3 separate regions of the Homo sapiens genome follow, and regions 1 and 3 are each linked to region 2. The links are chromatin contacts, found by Hi-C or POLR2A ChIA-PET in ENCODE. All regions are on one chromosome and are shown on one strand. Each heading gives the region's core, a stretch centred on a gene start or an enhancer-like site at or near the end of the contact. The rest is flanking DNA. Distances are from core to core; before and after follow the strand shown.

Region 1 (2,700 bases), core at 130-2,629, 440 kb after region 2:
CTCCCACCTCCTACAGTACATTTCACTGCACGACCCCACCCTCGGGGACCCACTGGCTTCCCTCTCTGACCTTGAGGGGCTTGTCTCCCTGGTCACTCTCCCCTCCTATGCCTTCTTCCCCCTCCCAGGAGTCCCCACGGCTCTACTTCCATTTCCCTCTGTTCGGCTGTCCCTTCAGTGGAGACCTGAGTCCTCCCCAGGGGGTCCGGGGCTGCCTGCAGGTCATGTAGCCTTGGAGGCAGCCTCTGCCTTTCCCTGGATGTGTCTGCATCCCACAGCTTCCTGTGACAGCCAGTAAGGGACCCTTCTTCCCTTCTGTTTCTCTCTCCAGCCTCACGGTCCTTTGCCCCAGATACTAGACACCCACTTGTGTTTGCTGAGAAGTCTCTGGCCTTTGGTTCCTGCAAAGATAAAGATCTCGATGCCAGATTTCATTATCTTCAAAGAGCAGCAGTGACGTATGGCTTTATTTGGTTGCTAAACCATGTCAAGTTCACTTCCCTGGGGTTATAATAGTAGAAAGAAGAGAAAGAGAAACCAGTTTGTCAACAAAGACAACCTGGGAGATTTTCTAGAGTTCCAATTCTTATTCGATGGCCTTTTATTGAACTTTTACATATGTGACCTAACTTATTCCTTCTACAACTTTTTAAAAGGATGACAAAAGGGGCATATTCATGTGTCATTACTCCCCACCCAACTCTGTCTTCATTATGGGGCCCCCACCCTTATGTCTTTGTGATGGGCTGGAGTGGGCCTCTCTAAAATTTGTATCTTGAAGCCCTAACTCCCAGTATCTCAGAATGTGGCTGTACTTGGAGACAGGGCCTTTAAACAGGTCCATTAGGGTGGGCCCTAATCCAATCTGACTGTGTCCTCACCTCATGAGAAAAGGACATCCGGACACACAGAGACACCGGGGATGCTAAGGTGGAGAAGGGTGGTCATGTGGGGACACAGGGAGAAGACGCCGTCTGCAAGCCCAGGAGAGTGGCCACAGGAGATACCAACACTGCTGACACCTGGATCTTGGACTCCCAGCCTTCAAAGCTGTGAGGAAATAAATTTCTGTCATTTAAGCCCCCAGTCTATGGTACTTTGTTAAAGTAACCCTAGCAAACTACTCCAGTTTTTAAAATTGCTCACCAAGGTTATAGTCTTTCTGGTGTTGGGTACGGTGGGTTCCTCTTCAAAGAAGAGTCAGCTTGTTCAGCTTCCTTGTTCTTTGTTCTCTATTTTCAAAGAGTAACTTCCTCGTTCTTTATGCCCCCTTGCCTCTAATTATGGTAAACAATCTTCCCATCAGTCCTAATCTATAACTCACATCTATTCCCTACTCTGCAACTATCCTTTCTGCCTTTACTGCACCCTAAAATTGTAAGGGACAGCCTCTCCCTTCCTGCCTAGTTAGCCCTGTTCAATTTTAAACAGTAGCCAGTCAGGTCTCAGCTTAGATTGTGCAGTCCAACTCCAGCCAATGGGGAAAGGACACAGCTACAGAAGCTGCTGCATTAGGGATAAAAACTCCTGCCCCACCCTACTCAGTGTGCTCTTGTGATCATGTCTGGCGCCAGCTGCACCCTTCTGCAGAAGTAAATTTGCCTTGCTGAGAAAAAAATTTCTGTTTGAGTGCTGTTTCTTTTGCGGCACTGAAAACTTGTTTCAAACGCTGGCCTACTCTGAGGCTCCTGATGGTGGGTTGTGAGGGAAATTGAGAGAGGGCTGGGGTGACCAAGGGCAGCATTCCATGTGGGGCCATGCTCTCCTCCCCTGAACCCTTGCCCTCCTTTCAGAGCCCCCATCTTGGTTGTTGCTGCCATACCCTAATCACAGAAAGGACTCATGCGAAGGAGGGAATGGAGACTCTAGAAGACATCCAAGGGCTGTCCTCTGACCAGTATCCCAGTGATGTGAGGTCTGACTTCCCAAATCTTATGAAGACTTTGCTTAAGACTGTTTTTAAAAAATCCTTATAGAAAATGGAAGAAACAAGGAAAATGGAGGAAATGAGGGGAAAACTCTAATCCAATAGTGGTAATATTACCTTCTATTTGTGAAATGCATTAGAGGCTACTGTTAGAAATAAATTTTCAGTGCTGCAAAAGAAATAGCACTCAAACATAAATTTAATTTCCTCAGCAAGGCAAATTTTACTTCTGTGGAAGGGTGTAACTCATGGATGGGGCAATGGTGAGAGCACACCTGAACAAAGGAGGGGAGGGGGTTTTTATTCCTGATGCAGGTAGCCTCTACTGCTGTGTTGTTCCCCTATTGGCTAGGGTTGGACTTCACAGTCTAAGCTAATTCCGATTGGCTATTTTAAAGAGAGCAGGGGTATGAGTTGGAGTGGCAGGGTGAGTAGTTTGGCACAACAGGTGACTCAGGGTGACTCAGGATGACTCAGGTCAGAGCAGGTGACCAGAGGTGACTCAGGACAGAGCAGGTGACCAGGGGTGACTCAAGACAGAGCAGGTGATAGGGGCTGTGGTGGGGGGAGGGGTTGTTTACTGAAACTAGGGGCAAAGAGATAAAGAGAACAAGGAAGTTAAACTTTAAAATGAAGAACAAAGGACAGGGGAGCTGAACATACGGATACATTGGTTCCTTGGAGAGGATCTCAGAACTCATTGTACTTAACAATTTATAGGCTAAAACCTTTGAAGAGGAATTTATTATATCCTACATTACAAAGCAGTTAAT
Region 2 (2,700 bases), core at 54-2,553:
AATGAGAGGCCACTCGTAAGCATGGGCAATGCTTCACTATGGCGTGAAGAGTGGAAGCCAGACCACAGGACACAATGAAAGACAACTAAAAATCGATCAATAAAAACACACGTGGGCACAGCAGTTGTTAAAAGTGCAGGTGAGATGACATTGCCACTTAGGTGACAGCCGACAGCAATGATTTCCCTGCCTAAAAAGAGACCACACCAGAAACAATGCTGTGCAGATGCAGGCAGAGGCTACGTGACACGGTGCTGGCATGTTGGGACAGGAGACAGACGTGGAGACTCTGGGCATTCTAAGAAGGGGGTTCCTTCAGACTACACATGCCAGCAGCTGGTAATGCCAAGTGAGAGCTCCTGGGTCTTTAAGAGTTCCTCAACCTGAGCTGGATTTTTCAATTGCTGCTATATCCAAGCACAAAAAGCAGCATCCTGGCAACACAGGGAAGGCCTGGTGCCATGGCCCAAATGCCTGTGTCTCACCCAAATTCCCGTGGGGAAATCCTCACCCACAAGGTGATGGTCTGAGGAGGTGGGGCCTTTGGGGGGTGATTAGGTCATGGGGGTGGGGCCCTCATGAATGGGATGAGTGCCCTTATAAATGAGGGCCGACACCCCCTGGCTCTTCTGCCCTGTGATGATGCTGCAGAAAGGTGCTATTTGTGAACCAGGAAGTGAGCCCTCAGCAGACCCTGAACCTGCTGGCACCCTGATCTTAGGGTTCTCTCCAGAATTATGAGGATAATTAACACAATAATTCTGTTGTGTATTTACAAGCCACCCAGTTGATGGTATTTTGTTAAGGCAGCCCAAATGGCTAAGAAACCTGCCTCCCACCAGGGCAAAGCTGGCTGGCTTCAGGTCCACTCTCCCCACCTCTGGAATGCTCTTGCTTTCACTGGGTCTTTCCTTTCTCTACGTAAAGGTCACACATTCCTTAAACTCTCCCAGCAGTTTTCCTGGTGGCTTCCTTCCACCGAAGCAACATTTCTAGGCCATGGAGCCCATGCAGCCTTTATACGTGAGTCTCAGAAACAGCTTCAGCATTTTCTTTGAGGCGATAGTCCCTACGAACTATCCGTGGTTCTGCTAATTTAAAAATGGATTCATTTTGGCTCACGCTGACCAAGACTACTGAACTTGGCCTTCAGACTCCTGAGTTAAAACTGTGTTGGCTCCTCGTGCCAGTGAGGTCCCTGCTCATTTCAGACTCTGTGATCTTGTTGGAGCTTCAGCGACCACACCCCACCCCAATGTAATTCCTGGCACTCCCTGTTACTCATCTGAGTAGGGCATGTGACACTGAACTTTGCACTATTTAGGTAGAGAAGTATTCACAGCAGGATCGAGTCTTGGAGTCACAGGCTGCCAGCACTGACTAGGACCCTGATCATCACATATGCCCCCTACTCAAGACAATCATGCCACAGTGTTCTCACATCACCCGGGGTTCTCATGTCACCCAGGGTTGTGCCCATCTCAGGACCTTTGCATGTGTTCTTCCCTCTGCCTAGAACGCCTATGACCTGGAATTCAAATGGCCAGTTTCTTCTGCTCATCTGGACGGCAGCTCAAATTTCAGCATCTCAGACAAGCCTTCTTGGGCCTCCCATCCTAATGCTGGTCCCTGCCATCAGCACTTCATATCACCCTGGTTTATTTCCTTCAAAGCACCCATGAAAGTTATTTCTTTCTCATTGTATTTTTATTTACAGTATCATCGATGTACTCCACCAAGCTGTGTAAGAGCAGGGTCCTCGCCTGTCTTATCCACCCATCCCCAGTGCATACAACACTCAGTACATGTTTACTCAGTAAACTCATGGAAAGGGTCTTCAAGTCTCTTTAGTCCAGATCCCTCAATTTAGAGACAAGTAGCTAAGTGACTGGCCAAGTGTCACACAGCTCATTACCTCAACCCAAGCCAGGGATGGTAAGCTCCACACTTCAGAGCAGAAGTAGCTGCTAATGACTAAACAAATGGTAAACACTGAGATTCAGAAAAAAACCGCCCCCCTCACCCCAAACTGTGGAAATTAGTGCGACTCCCCTGGAACGATGACTCTCATCGTTGACACGGGAGTACAAGTTGCCTCTGTGAACTGAGAGTTCCTTACGGATTTGGATTCAGAGTACCAAGGCTTTCCTAGGATTTATTAACATAACATTCGACTAGGAAAGAAACCTATTTTAGTATCTCTTGCAGTAATTGATTTTCTTTTAATATGTTCAAGAGCAAAAAGGATATCCTCAAATACATATGGCAAATCTGTTAAATATCACTGCTTCAAAAACTGCAAGTCTCTAACAATGACTTGTGACACCCTCTTCCCACCTAAAGAGAACAGCGTCTGTACTTCTTCACCTGCCACTGATAGCTAGGAAACTGAATAAAATAGACATAACAACTGTTTGCAGGCACTGGACCACAGGCTGTGCAGGGCAATGTTCCCAGAGTGAAAGGAGACAAACATGGTGAGCCTAACAGTCCACCCGCCTTTCCACCGAAAGCAGCTGCCACAGTGCAGGTGCAGGGATGGGAAACCCAGACATAGCTGGCAAAAATGCTGTCTTAGAACAGATGACTTGGGGGAGGCCCAGGAGGCTGTAATTTGTGAGACATGATATGGAAAAGGAGGAAGCTACATAGATAAAAAGTTCCAGAGAGCCTAGGGGATCCCTTTGAGTCTTTGCTGAA
Region 3 (2,700 bases), core at 1-2,500, 270 kb after region 2:
GTTAGCAAGGTGTTCCACAGAGCCCTTCATGACCAGCTTGTGGCTGAACCTCCCGTCTCAGACAACTAGAAATGGAGAAACAGCAGCATTGCTCAGTGGGTGGGGAGTAATGAGAGGGGGTGACAAGGGAATGAATTTTGTTTTGGCCAGGCTGCTTTCGAGGTGCCTGCAGACCATCTGTGTGTGGCTGTTCAGATGGCAAATCAAACATTTTGATCTAGAGCTCAGAAGAGAAGTTGGGGCTGGTGAGGCAGTTCTGGAGATGGTGAGTAGAAAGGGGGAAGGCGAGTAGAAAGGGAGAAGGCAGATGGCAAATGAAGCCCCCTGGGGATTCCACACATAGAGAAAAGAGAAGAGCAGGTGCAAAGCCAGAACCTTGGGACAGCTTACATTTGAGGTGGAAGAGAGGAGTGTGTGTGGTGTGGCGGGGTCGGGGGGTGGTGTGGAAGAGAAAGAGGGAGAGAGAACGGAGGTTCAGAGACAAGAAGGACTGGGGGTGGCGAAAGGGAAGACAGCCTCCAAAAAAGGAGGCAGTGGTCAAATGCTACAGGATGGCACCGCTAATAAGAAAGATGATCCTTGGTTCTGGATGAGGAGGTCACTGGTGAGCTATGAGAAATCTGTTTCAATTAACAGTGATATAAAAGTTGAATAGAAAGAGGGAGTGGATGATGAAAAATATCTCCTCCTTTCCTTCCTCTCCCAGTCACTGTCTTTCCTCACTTCTCATCTCTTATCTGCCCTTCAGTAGTCTTTCAACAGGGTCCTGCTGTGGCTTTCTTCCTGCGTCCACACCAGCTTCCACGCTGCCCCCAGGCTTCCCTTCCCAAAGCACGGCCTAAGGAAGAACATGCGACCCCAACCCTGGTATTTTAGTTGGAGAAATGCTGACTTCAGAGTTCATGCAAGTGAATCCTGACATCTCAGCAGCCTAGCATCCTGTAACTTCCTCACTCAGGAAAAGTCCCTTGGGAAGTGGGGCTGGGTGGGAGGCGGTGGTGTGCTCCCCGGCACACAATCAACCAAGGATGACGTTGGTGGAGGTTCTGTTGTCTCCATGGTGTGCTCCAAGCTTGCCATGGGTGTTGCCATCCAAACTAGCAGAGAGAGAGTGTGTCCAGGCAGAAACCCCTGGATGGAGGCCCAGTCACGGCCTGAGGAGGTGGGATTCAGGCCAGTCCTGGAAGTGGTGTACATTACATCACTTCTACTACCTTCTGTTGGCCAGCATTGAGTCACATGGTCAGACTTAACTGTGGGAGAAGCTGGGGGAATGCAGTCCAGCTGAGTCACGCGAGGAAAGGAGAAACGTAGCCAGGCTCTGGTAGTCATGACCTTCTAGGCCTTGCAAACTTGAACCCAGTCTGCTTTTGCAGTTCCATCTTCTTGGAGTTTGACCCAACTCCAAGGCACAAGAGAGCATAACTTAACTGCTCTTTAAACATACCACGTACATTCACTTTCCCCCTCCATCAAGAATATCCCTTTTTTTGAGACAGGGTGTCACTCTGTCGCCCAGGCAGGAATGCAGTGGTGCAATCTCAGCTCACTGTAGCCTCTAACTCCTGGGCTCAAGCAATCCTCCCACCTTAGCCTCCCAAATAGTTGGGGCTATAGGCATGAGCCACTGCACCTGGCCTAAGAGTATTCCTCCTCCCAATACCTACTGACTTGTTGAAATTTCACTCATGCTCTAAGCTAACCAGAGGCATGCCACTGGTTTTACAGAGCCTTCCTCTGAGTTGCAATGATTTCCTTCCTTTAGTAATTTGTTAGCTCCAGACCCTGTCACTCCTTGCCTCCTGCTGGTATCGTAGTTACACATGTTCCCGTGGCCTTCTGTAGGCACTGACTGCATACTCATTCAGGGCATGGTTAAGTTATAGTTATCTTGCTCACTCTATAATTATGCTAACTATAGGGCCTACCGTCTCAAATCAGAGCGTGTGGTCTGAGATGTCTTCCTGTACATGCACCAGGATCAAGTGGGTAAAATACTGGATACCGGCAGTCTTCAGGAATATCCCGGAACAGGATCCTGAAGATGCAATGGAAACCCAATGTATATTGTTGTTCTGGAATGGAATTGAATTACTGTTATCACTGAGTAACATACAAAGCAAGAGAAACTTGCAGGGACTTTTCAGATCATGCCTAAGCTGGCTTGGGACATTTCCCAGGGCACTGGTTTACCCGGCTGATTCCTAATACCCCTAGACTGACTTAGCCATACTGAAATGCCCAGACATTTCATTGAAAATGTACAGAAATCAAATACAGCAGAAACGTGATGTTTCATGCTCGGTGTTTTGTGCTTGTGCGTGACCATTTGAATTGGCACTCCTGGGTCCTGAGATGACTTGAAGACGAATGGTTTTATCTCGGGTCTATTATGGTTCGTTCAGCAACTGGAAGCTTGTTTACAGCTCTGTGGCCGAGGGCCTGGGAACTGTCTGTGAATTATTTTGTCAACAAGTCAACCAGGGATGGCTGGCTTTGAGTCTGCTTTTTGCTTATATTTGACCCTCAATTATGAGATGTTCATACAAGGAAGGCATTATTTTAATAATAAAAATGTTTGCAGGCATCTGTTCCATTCATGGCTGAGATTTTATTGGCATTCATTGGAGTTGAAGTGAGAAGGAGCAAGTGAATTGGTTGAGCTGGGGCTTGGCCTCTGAGGGGAAGGGTCTGGGTTGC

The links. Hi-C counts contacts between places; a loop is a spot of excess contacts on that map. ChIA-PET counts read pairs that join two places held with the same protein, here RNA polymerase II (POLR2A). Pooled maps may share reads with other maps.
Region 1: a loop to region 2 is called in a map of heart left ventricle, with 2.4 times the contacts of the local background. The contact joins the promoter of LINC02533 here to the enhancer-like site in region 2. A Hi-C loop is called at or near these places in 1 of 168 maps with a recorded cell type or tissue (heart left ventricle) and 1 of 50 pooled maps. POLR2A ChIA-PET finds 5 or more read pairs at or near these places in 3 of 52 experiments (H1, MCF 10A and activated T-cell).
Region 3: a loop to region 2 is called in a map of heart right ventricle, with 2.1 times the contacts of the local background. The contact joins two enhancer-like sites. A Hi-C loop is called at or near these places in 1 of 168 maps with a recorded cell type or tissue (heart right ventricle), 1 of 37 single-sample maps with no recorded cell type and 3 of 50 pooled maps. POLR2A ChIA-PET finds 5 or more read pairs at or near these places in 2 of 52 experiments (HEK293 and OCI-LY7).

What each region holds. Positions count from the first base shown.
Region 1 is chr6:4,487,477-4,490,176 of GRCh38, reverse strand. LINC02533 (long intergenic non-protein coding RNA 2533) reads right to left here and starts at 1,379. Exons shown (of 5, transcript NR_149117.1): 1 at 1,147-1,379; 2 at 882-1,050; 3 at 368-501. The region is part of intron 2 of LOC105374894 (a long non-coding RNA gene); the gene reads left to right. RefSeq lists an enhancer at 1,776-2,700.
Region 2 is chr6:4,930,279-4,932,978 of GRCh38, reverse strand. The region is part of intron 2 of CDYL (chromodomain Y like); the gene reads right to left. Among named protein-coding and RNA genes, the nearest start is that of LYRM4-AS1, 72 kb to the left of the region's middle. RefSeq lists an enhancer at 124-842. Within about 2 kb of position 1,303, at least 4 of the 41 ENCODE cell types and tissues checked have a DNase peak (open chromatin) inside an H3K27ac peak, as active enhancers do.
Region 3 is chr6:4,662,806-4,665,505 of GRCh38, reverse strand. No RefSeq gene overlaps it. Among named protein-coding and RNA genes, the nearest start is that of KU-MEL-3, 54 kb to the right of the region's middle. RefSeq lists an enhancer at 1,137-1,431. Within about 2 kb of position 1,250, at least 5 of the 41 ENCODE cell types and tissues checked have a DNase peak (open chromatin) inside an H3K27ac peak, as active enhancers do.